2 separate regions of the Homo sapiens genome follow, and region 2 is linked to region 1. A link is a loop called in an ENCODE intact Hi-C map of the cell type or tissue named here. Cell type or tissue: sigmoid colon. All regions are shown on one strand. Links, peaks and the distances in the headings refer to the core of each region. The heading gives the core; the rest is flanking DNA.

The links. A loop is a pair of places that touch in the nucleus more often than their neighbours do. Peaks named below come from ENCODE experiments on the same cell type or tissue, not always from the same donor. Only the 100,000 strongest peaks of a DNase experiment are listed, where the experiment ranks them.
Region 2: a loop joins it to region 1, with 2.5 times the contacts of the local background. A loop is called at or near these places in 3 of 110 quality-filtered maps.

Annotation. Positions count from the first base shown.
Region 1 is chr15:98,366,465-98,371,840 of GRCh38, reverse strand. The region is part of intron 1 of LINC02351 (long intergenic non-protein coding RNA 2351); the gene reads left to right. Among named protein-coding and RNA genes, the nearest start is that of LINC02351, 52 kb to the left of the region's middle. In sigmoid colon, for the core only: no CTCF peak of the experiment used is centred there; a DNase peak (open chromatin) is centred at 2,610.
Region 2 is chr15:98,416,479-98,421,854 of GRCh38, reverse strand. It overlaps LINC02351 (long intergenic non-protein coding RNA 2351), which reads left to right and starts at 857. Exons shown (of 3, transcript NR_146567.1): 1 at 857-1,046. RefSeq lists enhancers at 1-11, 276-851, 4,915-5,376. In sigmoid colon, for the core only: no CTCF peak of the experiment used is centred there; DNase peaks (open chromatin) are centred at 764 and 2,524; H3K4me3 peaks cover 192 bases.

The DNA.
Region 1 (5,376 bases), core at 321-5,320:
TTTGGATGACTGAAGCTTGGGCCCAGTGAGGATCCACCCTTAACGAAGATGAGATGCCAGAACTTCTTGCCATAATGGAGGGGAAGGGATCCAAAGGTTTAGGGAGACGGGAATGTTGAAATGTTTTTGTTTGTTTGTTTTTGTTTTTGTTTGTCTGTCTGTTTTTTTTTGAGACGGAGTTTCGCTCTTTTGCCCAGGCTGGAGTGCAATGGTGTGATCTCAGCTCACCGCAACCTCTGCCTCTCGGGTTCAAGCAATTCTCCTGCCTTAGCTTCCTGAGTAGCTGGGATTACAGGCATGCGCCACTATGCCTGGCTAATTTTGTATTTTTAGTAGAGACGGGGTTTCTACATGTTGATGTCAGGCTGGTCTTGAACTCCTGACTTCAGGTGATCCGCCTGCCTCAGCCTCCAAAAGTATTGGGATTACAGGTGTGAGCCACTGCACCCGGCATGAAATGGATTTTTTACATGAAACCTTTACCTCCCAACCCCGCTACCTCTCAATTACATCCCTCGAGAGGACCCAGAGTGTCTTCCCTTTGTTAAGAATCTGAGAAGCGCAGTGGTGAGGAGGCCATTGTACCATCATGGACGATGCTGCCACTCATTTGGATTCTGACTGCGGTGGGGATGATGGGATCCCCAAGTAGCAGAGATTGAGTGGCAGCACTTAACACTACAGATAGGTGTGCCATGCAGAATGGGCAGTGGGAATGAGGGGCCAGCAGACTGCTGCTGGCCACAGGGATCTTTGGCAATGGCTGACTGGCTATTATGGTGTCCTTAAGAATGAAGTAGATGGGCAGCCTAATAAGTGTTGCTTTATCTATTTGATGGCAGAAACTCCACCAGGTCTGGGTAGCCAGAGGTGCCACAGGGAACAGTCACAGCCTCACCCCAATCCCGGGCCTAACCAGTTCTCAGATTGGAAGCCCCTTGATTGAATCCTCTCGAGGGCGGCTGCACTGTCACAAGTGCAGATCATGAATCTTCTTCCAAGCTATACCCAGAGGAACACGGAGTCACTTACAAGAGTGATGCTACACAGAGGAAAAGGAAATATTGAGACCCTTCAGGATATTCTGACTATGAATTGATGTTAATTTCTGGGGATCCAAAATACCACTGGGATCTGTGCATCAAAGTGAGGGCTTATAGCACTTAGGTAATAAATGGAGAATTAAGCCAAGCTCAAATCATGGTGGTCCCTGTAGGTCTGTGGACTCATGCTGTGGTTATCTCTCCATTTCCAGAATATAAAATTTATAATGTACATACTTGGCAATGGGCAGAATTGTTTAGTTCTTTCTGATGGGAAGTCCCTGGAACATCCTTCCCTATCAGGATAGTAAACCAAAAGCTTAACCACAGTCCTGACTCTGAATGGATGTAAGTTCCACCATCGAATATGGATAGATGTGGGTGATACTCACCACATGCTGTGATCCTATTAACTCACCTGTTGGGGCTGTGGATGGATCCTGGGGAATGAAGATGGGCTGTTTTCTGCTTAATCAAGTGGTGAGTTCAATTGCTGCTGCTATTCCAGGTGTGGAATTTTATTATGGAGCAAATCAACATGACCCTTAATATTGGAACGCAGCTATCGACCAGATAAATACCTTCTCACTAGACCCATTTGCAAGCACAGTCAGCAGATGTTTGCTTTTACCTGACAATGCCAAATGACACCTGCCTGATACGGTATGTTATAGTTCACATTTAAGGTTTTTTAAAAATAAAGAAAAATCATAATGTCTCTTACATAAATACAATTAAATTTCTATCTTAGTGTTGTTACACTATCAAGACAAAGTGGCTGAAGAGATTTTCATTTGAATTAAAGGGTGTATTTGAAGTGGTTTAACAAAAAGGCAGGTGTCATAGAATGCGCATTTACTTTAGGGGCCGTGGGACATGTCGCTGAGAAAGGCAGTCACCAATCGGGATACACTGAGAGGCATGCTAACTACTGACCAGGACACACAGCTGAGTTCACAGGATGTAGGTGGTGAAAAAGCCAGTGCTTCAGCACAGAAATCTTTGTGCAAAGCCTCCAAACTCCTGTCTCTGGTTCAAGGCCAAGCTGTTCTTCCAAGGACATCCCAGTGTTGTCCGCCCTGGAGCCAGGCACACTGGGGCTGCATTTCATGCTGCACATGGACCCAGAGCAGCACCAGAGAAGGCTCAACTTGCTAGTCAGTTGGTCAAAGCTTTTGTGAGTTAGCCAGGGGATAGTGGCACATCACGTTAGTTACACACCATCTGGATTACCCACAACCAATACACATGACAGTAAGGATGTGTTGGAGACTGCCCTGTGTGAGAAATGCCTTATGAGCAAGAAGAAAGATTATCTCTCTGGTCTAGTTTTTTGAGGAAGTCTGTGGAAAAATTAAAGGTTTGGAAAGAGCTCTCAAGTAATTAGACTGACCTCATACCCAAAGCAGGAATAAGCTTGCCAAATACAAAACTGTGCTCCACCACCGCTGAGAAAGGATAGGAAACAGCTTCCTATCTCCATTCTTGGATGTAAGTGTGGTTCCTTCGGCTTTCAACAGGCCCAAGGGCTTCCCTGGGTCTTAGTATGTGCCACACTATTTGTCTTTATTAGCTTTCTGGTCCACTTCTGTTGCCAGACTGTGAGTCAGCAGAGACATACACCAGTGTCTACTATTCCCCAGCCTTGGCTAAAAGTATGTGTCCAATAAACATTTCCCCAATGGAAAAGTTTAATTTCTTTTTTGTCTTTCTACCTCTCTGCACTGACAACGTCCTGCTCCATAGGCTGACAAATGCACACACATACACACACTCTCTTGAGAAAGATGAGATAGAGGAGAACAGTTTAGAATTATGTTTTTTTTTTTTTTTTTTCTATTCTAGCTTTACACTACAGGGCATCTCTAAGGAGCTGCAAATAATTTCTCCTAATGGTTAAAATAAGATTCGAACTCATTTGAATTTTAAAATATATGCCAATGGGATTTTTATTATGTTTCACAGGGAAGATACTAGACAGGATGCCAATACAAAGCTAGGTTCAGAAAGCTCCAAAAAAGTGTCTCAGTTGACACCTTTTAATTTGGCAACTGACTAAATAGGAGGAACTGTTGTTTCCACTGATGATGCTACTCATAGGCAGGGTGTCAGTGCACACCTGCAGGAACTGAAATTTTGGAACTGAAAACGAGCACAGAGAATTTTGCAGGCCTCCTGTTTCTTGGAGAGGTCCTACCTCTGTGTAGGACCTGTAGAATTGCAGATCTTTTACTTGGGTGAAGATCCCCACCAACTAAATAAAAATCATGCATGGTTGTTGTCTTTGCTGTTGTTCACAAGCCTCTATTTTTCGTGCCCTTAGTTTGCTAACCCATTGCATGCACATATCACACCAAAAGGTGTGCAATATTTACCCCCACCCTGCGTTGGAGGACAGCGAGTCTTGGAAGGGGTGAGAACAATTCCCCAGCGTCTCCCGGGAAGGAAGTGACTGAGTGGGTTCCTTCAGGTCCTCATGCCCTGTTGCTTCTCAACCATCTCTAGAGAGGAGAGTGGGCACCCTGAGGACAGCAGCTCTAGGTCTGAGAAAGGATCCAAGGCATGGACTTGAGGAATATAGAGACTACAGGGAGGGTGTCCTGCTTCCTATGGGAAAGGTGAGGACAGCTTCTCCTGTGTTGACAACCCAAGGTTCTAGAAACTGGAGAGTCCTTCTGGTCATGAAACATGGGAAATTTGCTAAACCATCTATGCTTTAGTTTCCTTCCTGATCATAAATGAGGATAAATAGTGCTTCTGCTGTGGGATTAAATGAAACAATGAATGCGAAGAGTGCAACACACAGAGACCTGAAGACAGGGCAGCAACTGTGCTTTCTATTTGCTCCCTTGGTGACTCTTTCTGTCTTAGCCAAGGATGTGTGGCACCCAAGACCCAAGGCTCCATTTCATAATTTCATAGGAGAACCTTCTTTCTTCATTTTTTTTTTAATAGAGACAAGGTCTTGCTCTATTGGCCAGACTCACTCTGTTGCCTAATGCAGTTGCACAATCCTAGCTCACTGCAATCTCAAACTCCTGGGCTTAATCCATCCTCCTGCCTCAGCCTCCCGATTAGCTAGAAATACAGGTGTGTGCAACCATGCCAGACCATTAAAATTTTTTTTCTTCTAGCAACAGGGGTCTTGATATGTTGTCCAAGCTGGTCCTGAACTCCTGGCCTCAAGCAATCCTCCCATCTCAGCCTCCCAAAGTGCTGGGATGATAGGCATAAGCCAACATGCCTGTCCAGGAGAACCTATTGACCTCTTCCAGAAAGGGTATGTGGCAACAATGACAGCATCTCTGTGATGGTATCCAATGGCTCAAATTTAGTGTCACTGTGTATGCCTTGGACTCTTAACGTTGAGGTATCATCATTGGAAGCAGTCTCTTTCTTGTAGTCTCTCATCACGTTTTAAGGTCAGCAACGTTTATCCCCCTTTACAGTTTTATATCCTGTCTTGGTGCTGACCTGAATGTAAATATGGAAATATTTATCTGAATGTACATCCATGTGGATAGAACATGGATAAAATAGATGGCAGAATGGGATTTTTTCCACTTCTGTCCCACCCTCAACCTTTCTTGTTTCTTTTCTCTGTCTTGCATCTTCTCCTAAGAGATTTTTTTTTTTTTTTTTTTTTTTTTTGGGTAAGCATGAAAAAGAAGCTGCTGACACTGGTCCATTAGATTACAAATGTAATCTAAATACCCCTCTCCGTTTGTCTCTCTGTCATCTATCTATTTTTAAAACAGACCCAAAGAGGTAGGTTCCTTTTTAAAAAAATTCAGGATTAGGGCATTACACATTCAGTCAATCAAATTCTACCATTAAGAGTGTAGCAGGTAAACCATATGCAATTTAGTAATTTTTATTTATTTATTTTTATGTTATTTTATTTTTTTTGAGATGAAGCCTCACTCTGTCCCCCAGGCTGGAGTGCAGTTGTGCAACCTCTGCTCACTGCAACCTCCACCTCCCGGGTTCAAGAGATTCTCCTACCTCAGCCTCCTGAGTAGCTGGGATTACAGACACCCACCACCATGCCTGGCTAATTTTGTATTTTTAGTAGAGACGGGGTTTTGTCAGCCTGTTGGCCAGGCTGGTCTCAAACTCCTGACCTCAGGTGATCCACCCACCTCAGCCTCCCAAAGTGTTGGGATTATAGATGTGAGTCACTGTGCCCGGCCAATTTAGTAATTTTTAAAGGCATGGAATACATGCACACACTTCACCTTCAAATGTCACATGCGGGAATGTTCTTTTGATGAGCGCTCAGAAGTTTTAGGGCCCAGGGTCGTGTATAAACACCAGCTCTCATGGGCTAGAA
Region 2 (5,376 bases), core at 259-5,258, 50 kb before region 1:
TCCTGCGGACGGTGGATCCCGGGTCGCGGCGCGCGCTCCGCAGCCTCCCCGCGCGGCCACTAGATGGCGCTGTTGCACTTTCCTATCGGCTCCCGGGGCGCGCCCGCCTCCTGGCTTCCCGCGGTCCCACCAGAGTCCCCGAAGTGTAAAAACAACGTGCCGCTGTGAGCCGAGGCCGGTCTCACTGAGATGCCCGGGAAACGATGTGCAGCCAGGAGGCTTGGCCGAGAGGGAACGCTGACTGCGGGACTGTGGCTGCAGAGCCTCTCAGGGCTTTACACGTCTCCCTCTCCACGCCCCGCACGCTGCCCCCACTGAAGCCCAAGCCCCTTGGGGTGGCAGAGTAGGACTGCAGGGCTGGGCATGTGCGTGAGGGGTCTGCGGTCGCTGAGGGAGCAGAGCAGGGACGGCAGGGTCGGGCCGGGGCCGAGGAGACGCTGGCTGCAGGGGGCTGCGGGACACACGCAGCAACCACGGCCTTTCCAGCAGCAGTCTCCTTGGAGGATGAGGCCGTAATGGCGATAGTAATAAACACAGGGCGGCAATGAGAACAAACGCACTGAGCCCTCACTGCACCCCTACTAGGGAGGGACTGTGGTGTCCCCAGTACACAGGTGGGGAAGTGGAGGCAGGATTCCAAACCAGGCCTCTGATTCCAGGGCCTCCTTGCCCCAAGCCAGAGACCCCAAGGTCTGCAGTAGAGGTCCTAGGAGCTGTGGTGTCCCGATTGAGGGGGCTGCCCCAGCCTGGGGCCTTCTTGGGATGTGTCTCTCCTCATTGGCTCCAGGGGCAAGGAGGAGCCACGGGACCCAGGATTCCCGACTGTTCCACCCAAGGCCCCACCTCCTCCCTCAGCGCAGCTTTGCAGGCGCTGGGGCTCCCAAAGGACGGAGCTTTGAATCCACCTGGGAGGCTTAAGAGAAAGTGCTGAGTCCCCCATGCCCTACCCCTGAGACTGCTGACAGGCATCGCTGAGGGCTGCAGCTTTGGAATCGGGCATCTTCTGAGGAAGAGAAAGGCACCACAGCCACGGCACAGAAGACTAGGTGAGGGCAGTGGGAAACCTCTGCACCAGGGCAAGCGGTCGGCCAGAGCCGACGTGTCCATAGGGACCAGATGGAGAGGGGGAGGTGGATGAACATGAAATACGAGTGCAGGAAATTGCTGTGTAGACAGCACCCCTGGAGCTGAGCGAGGCTCCCGGCAGGGTCTCCTCTCAGTGACTGGCGCTCCGCTCACCTAATTGCTCAATCTGGGATGCCTGGGAGCTGCCCTCGCCGCTTTCTTGCTGCGTGTTCTCGGGCAAATGCTTCAACGAGCCCCTCAAGACCACCCCTCAAATGCCCCGCTCCTCAAGCCTCCCTCAGCTCTTGCTTTAGTGTTCCAGAAACACACTCTAATTCAGGTTTCTGGTTTTACTTTCTCATAGGGCTCTGTGTTAGGGCGTTCGTGTATTGTTAGAAAGAAATACCTGCAGCTGGATAATTTACAAACAGAATGAGTTTAATTGGCTCACAGTTCTGCAGGCTGTAGCGCATGGTACCAGCACCTGCCTCTGGGTGGGGGCCTCAGGAAGCTTCCAATCATGGCGGAGGGCGGGGGGTGGGGTGGGAAGCCAGCATCACAGGCGAGAGCAGGAGCAAGAGAGAGGGAGAGTGTCACACACTGTTAAACAACCAGGTCTCAAAGAGTCACCCACTGTGGTGGGGACAGTACCAAGCAGGCCATACCCCCGGGATCCGCCCCCATGGCCCAAACACCCCCCACAGGACCCACCTGCGACATTGGGGTTTACACTTCAACATGAGATTTGGAGAGACAAACAGCCAAATTATATCAGCCCCCCCAGTTTACTGCCTTAAGATTTTTTTTTTTTTAATTTAAGAGATGGGGTCTCACTCTGCTGCCCGGGCTGGAGTACAGTGGTGCAATCAAAGCCCGCTGTAACCTTGAATTCCTGGGCTCAAGCGAGCCTCCTGCCTCAGCCTCTCTAGTAGCTGGGACTACAGATGCGGGACACCACATTCAGCTAATTAACTACTTTTTTTTTTTTTTTTTTTAAGAGATAGGATATCACCATGTTGCTAAAGCTAGTGTTTTAGATCTTTTTGAACTTCTCCCTTACAGCTTTTAACAGTTTGTTATGACCCATCTACTGGTGTGATTTTTGGCCTGTCTCTCTGCCTCCCCCTCCTCCTCCTCCCTCTCCTCTTCCTCCCCCTTCTCCTCCCCGCTCTTCTCTTCCCCCCTCCTCCTCCTCCTCCTCCATTTTCTCCTCCTCCTTCTCCTCCTTCAGGCTGTAAGCCTCCTGAGACTGTCAGTTTTGCTCCCCACTGTGATAGGGCCTGGGGCAGCTCCTGAAATCCAGTGGGACTTGAGAAAATTGGAATCAGCCCTCTCCTGGGCCCCAAGCTGGTCCCCACCCATGCTGCCAGCTTATGCTCTAGTGGTAGAACATTCTCTCCCTCTGCCTGCAGTTACTCAAAGATGAGATTTACAAGCAGACTACTTGGCCGGGCATGGTGGCTTATGCATGTAATCCCAACACTTGGGAGGCTGAGGTGGGCAGATCACTTGAGGCCAGGAGTTCGAGGCCAGCCTGGGCACCATGCAGAAACCCAGTCTCTACTAAAAATACAAAAATTAGCTGAGTGTAGTGGCGCCCGCCTATAGTCCCAGCTACTCGGGAGGCTGAGGCAGGAGAATCACTTGAACCCAGAAGGCAGGGGTTGCAGTGAGCCGAGATCTGAGATCACACCACTGCACTCCAGCCTGGGTGACAGAGTGAGACTGTCTCAAAAAAAAAAAAAAAAAAAAAAAAAAAGCAGAGCTTTTATTTGGAATTAATTTTAAATTGACAAGAGATGCAAAAATGCAGATAGTACAAGGCGCTCCTGTGTACTTTTTATTTCAGCTTGCTTGTGTGTAATTTTTTTTTCGGAGCCACTGGAGGGTGAATTATATGGAACATGGCCCTTTGCCCTTCAGCACTCCAGTGGGTATTTCCTAAGAATGGAGATAACCTCTTATGTCATCACAGTGCAGTCACTGACACCAATTTGCATTGATACAATACTTTCATCTCATCTACTGTCCGTATTCTAATTTTGCCACTTGGTTTAATAATGTCCTTTGTAGCATCCCCCCTCCTCCATAGTAGATGATCCAGTTTAGGGGCAGATGCTACATTTAGCTGTCATGTCTCTTTATATACCTTGATCTGGACCATTTCCGCAGCATTTCTTTGTCTTTTATGACACTGGCATTTTCGAAGCATATAGTACTTCTGCTTTTAAAAAAAGAACCTTCTTTATTTTGTGTGTGTCCGATGAGTCTCTGTAATTATGCAGGAACACAGAGCAGACGATTTTATTTCTTCTCAAGGTATCCCATGTGAAAGCAGATTTAAAATCAGAACCGTCTTGAAATGCCTTCTCATAGCACAAGCTATTAATATTTTCATTTCTCTTTGCTACCATGGGATCTGTGCAATGCTGGAACGTCAGGAGATGGCTCTCTTTCAATGTGGACTCTGAAAAAAACTCATTTATTCTCAGCTGTGGTTGAAAGACCTTAGTAAGCCTCCTGGCTTCGAGCAGGAAGGCCGGCTTTAGGCATGAGTGATGCTGGCAGTTCCCACCCTTCCCAAATGCCATTTTCCCTGTCGGTACTGGCCGGGCTGCGCTATAAAGTCGTCCCCACAGAGCGGCTGTGGCTGGGAACAATCGACCTTTTACCTCCGCGGTGGTTTCGCTACATCGTTTTGAAAACACTCCAGTGTGCCGTAGCACAGCGGGGCTTCCAGGGAGACGGTTGGCAGGCTCCCTTGCCCTCTGGGCCACCTCTCTGCACTTGGAGTGCTGCTAAAATGCCGATGTCCCAAGAAGAGGGGACACCAGAAGCTATTACTGGCCATTGGCTACTGAAGATGGCCTAATAACTGGGTGTCCCTGGGGAGGATGGTGGAGAACTGGACCACAGGGGTGCATGGTGCATGGTCTCTGGGACTGATAGCAGCGGTGACACCCTTGTAGACATCCCTTTCTGTGTGGCCCTCACTGGTCCCAGAAAGGAAAAAAGACATATCCTTGTTGATGCTTTAAAGCGTCCATTGAGAAAGCAGCCAGAGGAGGTGGAAAGAGAACCACTGTTCGCTGTTCGAGTCTTGGGTTCAAATCTTGGCTCTGCCTCTGGTGAGCGAGGGGTTTTAACCGCTTCTGTGCCTCTTCGGTGTCCACAGTTTGTGGGGACGATAGAGGGAGTGATCTAGGGAACAGACGTCGTGTCTGCTTACAGTCAGAGCTTCCACAGTGCAGTGCGCCGCCTCCTCCTGCCTCTGACTACTCTGTACTCCCTCAGCATTGAGATGGGGAGGCTACGTCACCATGCCCCAGATATGGAAATAATTGTCACCAAGAAACACCTTATCCTAATTACAGTTTCCTGCAAAGAAGAGGCACATTCATAAGAGGAAGCACCGGGTTGGTCAGGGTGATTGGGTTGGTCAGTCAGGGTGATTGGGTTGGGGAAAATGGGTCAGAGGTCTTTATTGTGCCTTCCGTGGGATGGAGCAGAGAGGCAGGGCAAGCAGTCTCAGGATTGGCAAATTTGAAGAATTTCCAGGCTCCAGGGCATCCAGGGTGTCCCTAGTTGTCTGGCACCTGGCCCTGGGGTGATCAGGGTGGATGGATGGTGGCTCAGGAGGGTGGGAACCTAATGAAGGAGGATGCTGGAGAGGGTGTGTGAGATCAAGATTTGTTTGTTTGCACTTGAAAAACATACTTGGGGGTGGGGGGCAATTTGTTGACTCTCTTAGGAATCAGCTATCGCTGGAGGGGCAGTCCCTTCAGGGTCAGCAAAACCACAAATGTCATAGCATCAGAATACAGAAATAAAAGAAATCAGAAGACATGTTTGATATGGGTACTTCCGTCCCCTGCGAGGAGTACGTTCTAACTTTGGACAGCCCCTCAGGAGGCTGCTCTCTGGGTCCCCAAGGCTATGGCTTTGTTTATGGTCTTCTAGAATGCATGCTTCACTGACACAAATATAAACTTCCTGGGTGAGCACAGAATGGCTAGATTCTTCATTTAAATGGGGATGCTTCCAGCATTCCATGAAGCTTGGCAGGCAGAGCAGTGCCTGCAGAGGCCTTGTCAAAAGCCTCTCTTCAATCTGTTTCTTGCTCAACAGGTCAGCCAGTGCAGTTACCAGGAGATGCCTGCCTGGGGTGGGTTGGGGAGGCCCAAGAAGAGGACCGACCCCTTGGGAAGAGAGTGGCGAGCTGGCTTTGCATGACAGCCTGTCTCAGTGGAGTTTGCGTTCTCTCCGATGGCAAGTCCGAAGGGGAAGCAAAACATGGTACAGACCGCTCTG